Linked DNA regions of Homo sapiens: region 2 is linked to region 1. A link is a loop called in an ENCODE intact Hi-C map of the cell type or tissue named here. Cell type or tissue: mammary epithelial cell. All regions are shown on one strand. Links, peaks and the distances in the headings refer to the core of each region. The heading gives the core; the rest is flanking DNA.

Evidence for each region. Hi-C counts contacts between places; a loop is a spot of excess contacts. Peaks named below come from ENCODE experiments on the same cell type or tissue, not always from the same donor. Only the 100,000 strongest peaks of a DNase experiment are listed, where the experiment ranks them.
Region 2: a loop joins it to region 1, with 5 times the contacts of the local background. A loop is called at or near these places in 5 of 110 quality-filtered maps.

Annotation. Positions count from the first base shown.
Region 1 is chr5:148,311,238-148,316,632 of GRCh38, reverse strand. It overlaps SPINK7 (serine peptidase inhibitor Kazal type 7), which reads right to left and starts at 4,210. Exons shown (of 4, transcript NM_032566.3): 1 at 4,089-4,210; 2 at 3,234-3,259; 3 at 2,409-2,533; 4 at 714-994. The coding sequence starts at 4,149. The coding sequence ends at 949. All of the region lies in intron 2 of FBXO38-DT (FBXO38 divergent transcript), which reads left to right. In mammary epithelial cell, for the core only: a CTCF peak has its summit at 2,279; no DNase peak of the experiment used is centred there.
Region 2 is chr5:148,176,722-148,182,116 of GRCh38, reverse strand. No RefSeq gene overlaps it. Among named protein-coding and RNA genes, the nearest start is that of SPINK14, 11 kb to the right of the region's middle. In mammary epithelial cell, for the core only: a CTCF peak has its summit at 2,693 (motif pointing left); a DNase peak (open chromatin) is centred at 2,686.

The DNA of each region.
Region 1 (5,395 bases), core at 88-5,087:
GTCCAGGATAGAAATATTATAAGGGAAATAACACTTGAGAAAAAAGGGTTGAATTAACCAGAGATTTTTATCCTGGAGAAAATAAATTTCAATGGAGACAGAATATTCATTTTTAAATAATGAAAATTCTGTTAATTGGCAAAAAGGGTGAACTTCTTTGTTATATAGTCTCACTGGCGCTGATGGTTGATAGCCTCATGAATGTAGTCTTCAATTCTAGACAAGTAGAACATCTCAACAATCAGATCTCTACAACAATGGACATGCTTCCTGTTGAAGCAGTGGCTTTCCCATCAGCACTCTAGAAGAGCTGGCCTATGAGAAATTGTGGTATGTTTCTGGAAAGGAATAGGAAGAAAAACTTCCCTTCCAGAAATGACTTCTTGGAACAAGAGAGGTTCTCTTTTAAGGGTCTTTTAAAAAAAGAGACCAATGTAAAGCAACAGTATAGTACATAGACTTGTCGCTAGTGGATAAAGACTCCAGGAGAAGGTGTGGTGTTCACTGGCATTTGTGTGTGTGTGTATGTCTATGTATCGTGTGTGTGTGTTTGTGTGTGTGGTGTGCATGTGTTTCTTGGAAGCTGATTGGGATTCTTTGTATAAAAGTATTTCCTAAACATCAAGACTTGTGTGTTTTTCAATTTTCTTTTATAATTGTGTTATTTTATACCCCGATCTAAGAAACAAACACAAACAGAAGCAAAGATAAACTTTCTGGGAGATTATTTTTTTATTGACGTGTTAAAAAAAAAATGCTGGTCTGTCAGTGAGGCATGGGTTTGTAGGGGTAGCACAGAAACTTTCTCCATTCAGTCAAGATTACTCTGAATCTGGCTCTGTCCCCCACCCAGAACATCAGTAAAACTGAAAGAAACTCAGTCAGAGCCTGGGATGATGAAGATGATGATGAGAATATCATTCCTTTCTCTCTATGTCCATGGAGAATTTAGCAACTTCCATCGTGAAGAAACTGAACTCTTCCATTACTTTTCCTAAGGGAAGACACAGTTCACAAGATTCATTAGCACAAGAGGAAATTTTATGTAATGTTAGAGCTGAAAGGAACTATAGAGATTATGAGGCAGCACCTCATTTTACAGATAAGGAAACTGAGTCTCAGAAAATGAATGACCTTGCCAAAGCACATTCTGACAGAGGAAGAAGCAGAATTTCCCTAGTCCAGTGATAATTCCACCCCTCTGCTGCCTCCTCTGATTCCAGAGCCCCACTGACCACCCAGTGTCTTAACACAACAAAGAAAGAGTACTCTGACAAAATTGAGAGGGCCTGTCTCTCAGCTTTTCCTGGTCAGCAAGTCCTTTGACGAAGCTGGATCCTGCATTAGTGAGGAGGACTTTCATCATGTTTCTCTCCAGTGTCCCTTGAAAACAGCTAGTTTCCTGGCCAAGGGCTAGTTTCCCAGTCTGCCTATGTTACAGAATTTTCCCTTTTGTGAAATAAAACCTCCCAAATAGGAATAAATACATAGACATGTCCTTTTGGGCTAAGGGCTTGTTGTTCTCACTTGTTAAGATAATCACAAAGATGAAAACGCAAGATCTAAGTGTCCAAAATCCAGTGGCCTAAAAGAGTTAACGATGATCACAGCAGACTTGCTATGAGACAGTTAAGTGTAATTTGCATGTCTTGTACCAAAGAAGTGACATCTGCCTAGCTACATTTCTGCAAAAACATTTTGTGGGCCAAAGAAAATACCTAAACAAAACATGTCCGTGGTATTCTGGTCCAAATACTGACAGCTTGCATCCCTTATTTTAGATAAAGGAAAAGTAATCATTTTTGTAGCCTTATTCCCCCCTTAAAGCTACAGATACTTAGAGCCTCTAGAAATTCGAAGATAAAGAACCTCTAGGGACACTTTGTCTAAGAATCAAGCTGCAGTGAGGATGTTAATTATCTTAGAATCTAAGTCAGGTAGTGTAGTAGTTTTCAATTATTTTATGGGGGGTGGGGATTCAGGGCCCTTTCTTCAAGCATGATATTGTATGGCACTCCACTACTTAAAATAGTCAAAGCTGAACTTTATGTTGTCAACTACCCCAAATAGTCCCTTTAACCCTAATGGTGACTCCTGACTTGCCTCTATAGAACCTCTGTGCTCTGGGGACAGCAGTTTGAGAATCCACAGCCTTACTGGATTCTCACAATTGACAGACAGGAACTGGAGGTTCTGTGATGGGATGGGACTAGTCCAAGCTGGCAGAGCAGGTGACTCTACCCTGTCTGATTGTGCAACAGTCAGTTTTCTATCCCCACCTGCTGTTCTGGGTGGGAATAATTATAAATTACAGCTTATAGAGATTTAAGCTGGATCCTGGAAAGTAGAAGCGTTTGTAGTAGAGAGCACTGACTCCAGATCTCATTTTCTTCTTATGAGGTACTCACAAGCTCTCGGTACACAAGTGACATTCATTCCCATAGGTGATGTAGTCAGAACCACAAACTGGTAGGTATGTGATGGGGCAGGGGATGGCCACCACTGGATACTTCTTGTAAATGCTGCAGTCCACCTGTGTCATATACAAGCAAATGTCCTGTTTTTCTCCCAGACCCCAAGCTAGGCCACTATTAGATATACTACAAGGGCTGGAAGTCCCAGCTCAGATATTCAGATGTTGCTTGGCCACTTCTTTAAGTACTAGTGTTATCACTATGACAAATACTAGCACTACTGGTATTCTATTTTTTTCTGCTACACTCAGTTAACAATTGCTGGGCATTTCTGGGCTAGGCGTTAAACTTAAATCTTGCATGAATTTTCTTGTTTAATCTTCAGAACAACTAGAGTAAATTCTACTATTACCTCTCTTTACAAATGTGAAAATTAAAGCTTAGAAATAGAGATAACTTGTTGAAGATAAATGCTGGTAAGTAGTAGAGTTAGGATTTGAATCTAGAGCCTGTGCAATTTATCAGGGTACTTTTGCTCTGCCTTTTACACGTTATGCCTTTTATGAAAACATCACCAACTTCTCAGCTGGAAGGCGGTTCTCCCTTCTTTAACTCTGGCATTTTTAAAAAACATTTTTAAAATATGGTTGTTTATATGTATGTCATATTTGTTTAGTTGCCTTCTGGAGAACAGGTACCATTTCTCCATGTGTGTTTGCCTCCCTCTCGAATCCCCCTAAACATAATTTATCCTACATATATGTTGACTAAATGACAGTCAATAGTTATTGACATTAAAATGTTATTCAACATACTTACTTTTTTTGGAGACAGACTAGCAGCTTCTGAAAAAGAGATACAGATGAAGATGTTAAAAGTAAAGCAAACTTTAAATCTCATTAATTAATATAAGTTTCATCCTATATAATTACTCTACATTTCCTTTAGCAATGAGATTCAGCACACTCTCCATCCTTATGCAAAATCCTAGTTGTTTGCTGAGGAAGTTGAATGGCCAATGGGTTAGGTTAACCCTTGGTTTAGGTAAGAGAATTATAAAAATTTCCTCTATTTATTGATCATGGAATGTTTTCTGAACCTCATAGTGTTTTTGATAATGGCCAAAGTCAAGTAGCAATAAGAAGTATTAAAATCATCACTCCTAAGAGCCTGAAGGATCATCTCTGATATCCTTTCCTTCCCAATTGACATAAAGAAATGCAATTGAATGTCTTTATGTGGTTGGAAACACTTTAATTAATTTTTCACAGTATAAAAGTCTAATTGTTGACCCTTGGCTTTTTGAGACTTGTGTTTTATTTTAATCCCCCCAAACTGATTTGGGAAGACATCCAAGTTTTTCTGTATCTTTGCACTAAGAAATGGTATATCTAATAACACTGACAACTTCCAGTGTCCATATGAACATAGAAATGGAAGACTTACAGAGAAATTAGATCATTTTTTGTTCTATGGATGCAAATAAGAATCCTTGAAAGTGAAGACATTGGACTCAAGTCTCTCAAACTCCAGATGGAACATAAGATCCTATTACAAACCAGTACACTTTAAATTCTTACAACCAGATGTTTCTGAGATGCTCACATCGCAGGAGGGATTATTTATGAAAACAATCTTAATGGCTATATAGGGCACTGTCTGACCTTAACTTACCTGAGCTGCTACAGAAATAGACCACTGTACAGAGCAGAAGGAGACCCCCAGTGATCTTCATGCTGGAAATGGCTGTGGTGTAGAAGCTGCTCTGAGATTGTCACTACAGCTGCATCGACCATATCCCAGGTAAGGGGTCATGTTTATATATATGCAAGGCTTGGTTTCTCCGCCTTTCCTGTGAGGTCATCCAGAGGATCTCAAAGCACGGTGCCACACCCTGGGCTGTGTTACAGTCCTTGTTACTGAACTGCCACTTCTTATCTGACCAATGATTTGATTATTTGAGGTAAGAAGTATTTTCTATCTTCCCCAAAGGTGGGACTGTTAAGAATTCTAAACTTCATGAACTAGAAGAGACTAAGTATGAGCTTCTTGACTTAGTTATGAAATAAGTGAAAATCTCAAACCTCCTTTATTTTACGAAACTGGAATCTATTAAACCCCGATTAGACTGATTACACCTACGTTTATATCTTGGCACCTGGGGAAATATTGTTTATTTTTGAGGCAATGAACCAATGAAGCAAACTGGGACCTAATGGAAGGAACACTGACATTAGCATTTATGAGGTATGGAGAAAAGCACTAACATAATACTTCTGATATTTTCTACCTGTATAATCTTGGATAAGTCGTTATATGCTGTGAGCCTTTATCAATCCAAAAGGCTTGGTTATGTCGTGATAACATGTAACCACAAGATTTCTGTGAATTAAAACAAAACTTTGTTTCTTACTCAAGCTACACTTGTATGGTAGTCAGCTGTTCATGCTACATTGCCTTCACTGTGGATGCCAAGTGGGCAGAGTCATCACTATTTGGAACACTGTAGTCAAGGTGAAGTGAAGTTGAGTTCGTTCTCAAGGAGTTCTCATTTTAGCAATTAAAACTTCCAGCCCAGAGCAATACTGCTGTCACTTCCCCTCATGGTCTCGTGGCCATCACATGCTTTGTTATGTATGGAGTGAGTGCAATCAATCTGATGTGGTTTAGCTGTGTCTCCACCCAAATCCCATCTTGAATTGTAGCTCCCATAATTCCCATATGTTGTGGGAGGGACCTGGTGGGAGATAATTGAATCATGGAGGCAGTTTCCCCCATACTGTTCTCATGGAAGTGAATAAGTCTCACAAGATCTGATGGTTTTATAAGGGGTTTCCCCTTGCACTTGGCTCTCATTCTCTCTTGCCTGCTGCCATGTAAGACATGCCATTCACTTTCTGCCATGATTGTGAGGCCTCTTCAGCCATGTGGAACTGTGAGCCCATTAAACTTCTTTTTCTTTATAAATTACCCAATCTTGG
Region 2 (5,395 bases), core at 125-5,124, 130 kb after region 1:
AGAAAAGATAAACAAATTTAGTAGAGTGGCAGCATACAAAATCAACATATAAAAATTAGTATTTATAAACGAATAATGAACTATCCAAAAAAATTTTTTAATCCCATCCACAATAGCAACCAAAAAAGAAAACACTTAGGTGTAAATTTAATCAAGGAGGTGAAAGATTTATATACAAAAAAACTATAAAACAGTGACGAAACAAATTGAAGAAAAAATAGAGAAATATCTGTGTTCATGGATTGGAAGAATTAATATTGTGAAAATGTTTATACAACCCAGAATGATCTAAACATTCAATATAAAAATTCCAGTCTTTTTATATAGAAACAGAGAAAACAACTCTTAAACTCGTATGGAGCCACAAAAGACCGTGAAAAGCCAAAGTATACTGAGCAAAAAGAATGAAGCTGGAGGCATCATACTACCTGACTTCAAGATATATTATAAAGCTATTTTATGCCAGCACCATGCTATAAAGACAGCATGGAACTGGCATAAAAACAGATACATCAACCAATGGAACAGAATAGACAGATCAAAAATAAACCCACACATTTTTATCTAATTGATTTTTGAAATAAAATTTAAAAACATACAATGGAGAAAGGAAAAGGAGAGTCTCTTCAATAAATGGTGCTGGGAAAATGGAATATTTGCCTGATGAAAAATAAAATTGGTTTCTTATCTCATACTATATATAAAAATGAACTCAAAATGAATTAAAGATTTATATGTAAGTCTTGAAACCGTAAAACTAGAAGGAAACAGGGGAAGAGCTTTATAACATTGGTATGAGCAATGATTTTTTTTATCTGAACTCTAAACAAAGGCAACAAAAGCAAAAGTATTAATACAAACGAGATTGCATCAAATCTGAAAATTTCTGCACAGCCAAGGAAAAAATAGAGTAAAGAGACAACCCACAGAGTGGGGAAAAAAAATATTCACAAACCATGCATCTAACAAAGGTTTAGTATTCCAAAATACATAAGGAATTCAAGCAACTAAATAGCAAGAAAACAAATAATCTAATTAAAAATTGGCAAAGGACCTGAACAGACATTTCTCAAAAGAAGGCATACAAATTGCAAACATGTTTATTTTTAAATGCTCTACATCACTAATAATTAGGGAAATGCAAATTAAAACCAGAATAAGATATGACTTCACACCTGTTAGAATGGCTATTATAACAATGAAAGATAAGAAGTGCTGGCAAGGAAGTGAAGAAAACAGAACCTTTGTACACTCTTATTGGGAATGTAAATTAGTACAGTCATTATGGAAAACAGGATGGAGGTTCCTCAAAAAACTAAAAATGGAACTACTATATGATCCAGCAATCCCACTCTGGGTATATACCCAAAGGAATTCAAGTCAACACGTGGAAGAGGTATCTGCATGCTGTATTCATTACAGCATTGTCTGCAATAGAAAAAATATGTAAACAATCTATATGTCCATCAACAAATGAATGGATGAAGAAAATGTGATATATTTCCAAGTGTGATATACAATGGAATACTATTCATCTTTTAAAAAGAAAGAAACTCTGTCATTTGCAGCAATATGTACAGAATTGGAGAACATTATGTAAAGTGAAATAAGCCAGGCAAAGAAAAAAACTGTACCTAAATACAGTTAGCATAGAAGAAATGTACCTAAACACAGTTATGGCATATATGCCAAGCCCACAGCTAACATCATACTTAATGGTGAAAAGCTGAAAGCTTCTCCTCTGAGATATGGAATAGGACAGAGATGCCCACTTTCACCACATACTCACACTTAAATGCAGAATGTTAAAAGAGATCAAGTTCATAGAAGTAGAAGTAGAGAATGGTATGCTGGTTACCAGAAGCTAGAAGTGGGGGTGGGGAGGAAGGAATGAGGAGGTGTTTATCAAATTGTACGAAGTTTCAGTTACACAAAATAATAGGCTTATAAAATCTACTGCACAGAAGGATGACTATAGTTAATAAAAACATGTTGCCTATTTAAAAATAGCTAAGAAAGTAAATTTGCAATGTCACACCACAAAAAATAAGTGAAGTGATGGATATGTGAATTAGATGGATTTAATCATTCCACTTTGTATACATATAACAAAACATCACATTACACCCCGTAAGTGTACACAATTATGATTTGTTGAAAATAATAATAAAAATAAATCAATGAATTTTATATTAAAGAAAATTAACTGTGGCTTAGATTTGTCATGTTGTTTTCATTGTTATTTTAAATAACAATGACTTTCTGGAAGCCTACATAGGGCCCATATCTAACTCATTCCAAATTTTTGCTTGGAAAATACATGGAAAACAGTTTACACAAGTCTGTCTCTCTGAATTAACTTTCTCAGGGTAAAAATAAGCTAATCAGAAAGAAAAAAACTCCATAGGATTAGAAGAGTAATATTTAGTCCATTCGTTAGTTACAAATATTCCATTAGTTAGAAACATTTCCCAATACTCTCATCCAATGTGACACCTGAATAAACGTCAAGGCTGAGTATGTTAGGAGCTTTCATCTTCCTGGGGAGAAGGATATTACCATGTTAGATGATAAGAAATCTGCAGCTCATAGAGATCTAGCAATTTCCCCAAAATCATATTGTTATATGACAAGTTGGCCAAAAGTATTGTCAAAGTTGTTGGTCTAAAGAGCAATGCTTTACTGCCACCTTATGGGCAAATAGGGTTTGCTACAAGTCCTACAAGAGTTCATTATAGTTCAACTTGGGCTTCGAGAGTGTCTTTCACAGATGAAATAAAGTGTCTTGTATGTCATACTAAGATGTTTGTTTCTATTATAATTAACCAAGGATAGTGATTTTTAACAGATAATATTTAAATGGAAAATTATGGTCAGAAGAATAGAATGGAACCTGAGATAACAGTTAAGATGAATAGTAAAATAACATTAAAACAAGATGACTTGAATTAAATAAATGTTCATGAGTTTGATCAATATGTAAGCTGATATAAGGAATATATATTTATAGTATATTAAAATTGAGTTTGAGTGAAAAAGGGCTTAGAGAGAGTGATAGCATTAATTTTCATTACATCAAAACATGTGTAAAGCAAATTTAGAAAAGCATAGGATCCATATTAGATAGATTGACTTTCAAGATTCCACAAGAGCCAGTGAAATTAAGATGTCCAGTGTCTGCTTCACAAAGAAGATATTTATGAGGCCAACAAACATGAAAAATGCTCATAAGCACTGATCATTAGAGAAATGCAATTCTAAACCACAAGGAAACACCATCTCATGCCAGTCAGAATGGTGATTATTAAAAAGTCAAGAAACAATAGATGCTGGTGAAGCAGTGGAGAAATAGAAACTCTTACAATGTTGGTGGGAATGTAAATTAGTTCAACCATTGTGAAAGATGGTATGGTGATTCCTCAAGGATCTAGAACCAGAAATACCCTTTGACCCAGCAATCCCATTACTGGGTATACACCCAAAGGACTATAAATCATTCTACTATAAAGACACATGCACATGTATGTTTACTGCAGCACTATTTACAATAGCAAAGTCATGGAACGAACCCAAATGCCCATCAGTGATAGACTGGATAAAGAAAATGTGGTACATATACCATGGAATACTATGCAGCCATAAAAATGAATTCGATCATGCCATTTGAAGGGAAGTGGATGAAGCTGGAAGCCATCATCTTCAGCAAACTAACACAGAAACAGAAAGTCAAGCACCGTATGTTCTCACTCATAAGTGGGAGTTGAACAATGAGAACATATGGACATGGGGAGAGGAACAACACACACTGGGGTGGTTGTGGGATGAGAGGCAAGGGGAGGGAGAGCATTAGGACAAACACCTAATGCATGCAGGTCTTAAAATCTAGATGATGGGTTGATAGGTGCAGCAAACCACCATGACACATGTATGCCTATGTAACAAACCTGCACATTCTGCATGTGTATCCCAGAACTTAAAGTAAAACAAATAAAATAAAATAAAAATAAAATAGTCAAATTCATGGAAGCAGAGAATAAAATAATAGTTTCCAGGGACTGGGGGGAGGGAGAAATGGGGAGTTGTTGTTCATGGTTTTAAAATTTTGATTATGTAAGAATAAGTTCTGAAGATCTACTATACAACATAGTGCCCATAGTTAACAATACGGTGTTGTGCACTTCAAAATTTATTGAGGGTAGATCTCATTAATTTTTCTTACAACAACAACAACAACAGCAGCATTAACAAAAACAAAGAGTCACAGGAAAATTTTTAGAGGTGACAGATATGTCTACTGCCTTGATTGTGACGATGGTTTCAAGGTTGTATGCGCATGTCCAAAGTCATTAAATGGAATATATATGTGTATATATATATGTGTGTGTGTGTGTGTGTGTATATATATATATATATGTGTATATATAAAGATGTCCAGTGTCTGATGCTAAGAATATGGGCACAGTCTCATGATGTGGGTAAGTGAGTTATACGTATATAGGCAACAGAGTAATACAGATGTGAGTGGGTTTGTCATGCAGAGGAAGCAGGGTGGGTGGAAGATGGCAATAGCTAAAACCTGGGGCTAATCAATTACCAAAGCATAAAATATACAGGGAATCAGAGGGAGGAATTTGAAATCACCTGCCAAAGGCAGAGGGAGAGAGAGAGAGAAAGAATGAGAACACAGGCAGTGACTATCAGAGCTGGGACCGCAAAAGGGGGAAGTTCCTTTCATGTTAGCAGTCATAAGAGACCTGTGAAAATTATCCTTAGGGGTTGCACTGGAAGGAGGCCATCTTGCATTTAGATGCATGCTGATCTCCTTTACATCTTTGGGAATGCCTACTATCAAATGACAGAAAAAAAATTATTTTTACTGATCTTTTTACTGTTACCCATTGACAGTTTAAGTCAGTGCTTTCTTATCTACTAAAAAGATTTGTAGTATTATAGAGCACAAATCTTGTCCATTGGAATTCTTACAAAAAGTAGAATAATGACAACGTATTCTAGTGTAGACTTTAGGAGGTATCATAGGAAAAAGAAGTATAAAACGTAAGTACAATGGCACGATAAAAGATAAAGTCAACTTCTACTTTCAAACAATAGGATGCAAGGAAAACCAGATAAGATATATTCTCCTACCTGAAACAACAAAAATAGTCAGACAAATATGTAAACATGACACTAGGACACGAGGCACTGAAGGACAGATTCCTGATAGATGGAAAATAAATAAATTAAAGTCTGTAGTTGACCTTGGTTTTTGCATTGTAAGAGATTCTAGGAATAGGAAAGAGGAATCTCAATGAAGCAATTACGAGTTGAGGATACAGAGCTGAAAGGAAATAGAGACTAAACTGGCTGGTGTCTGCAGGACTACTGCACAGGAGAG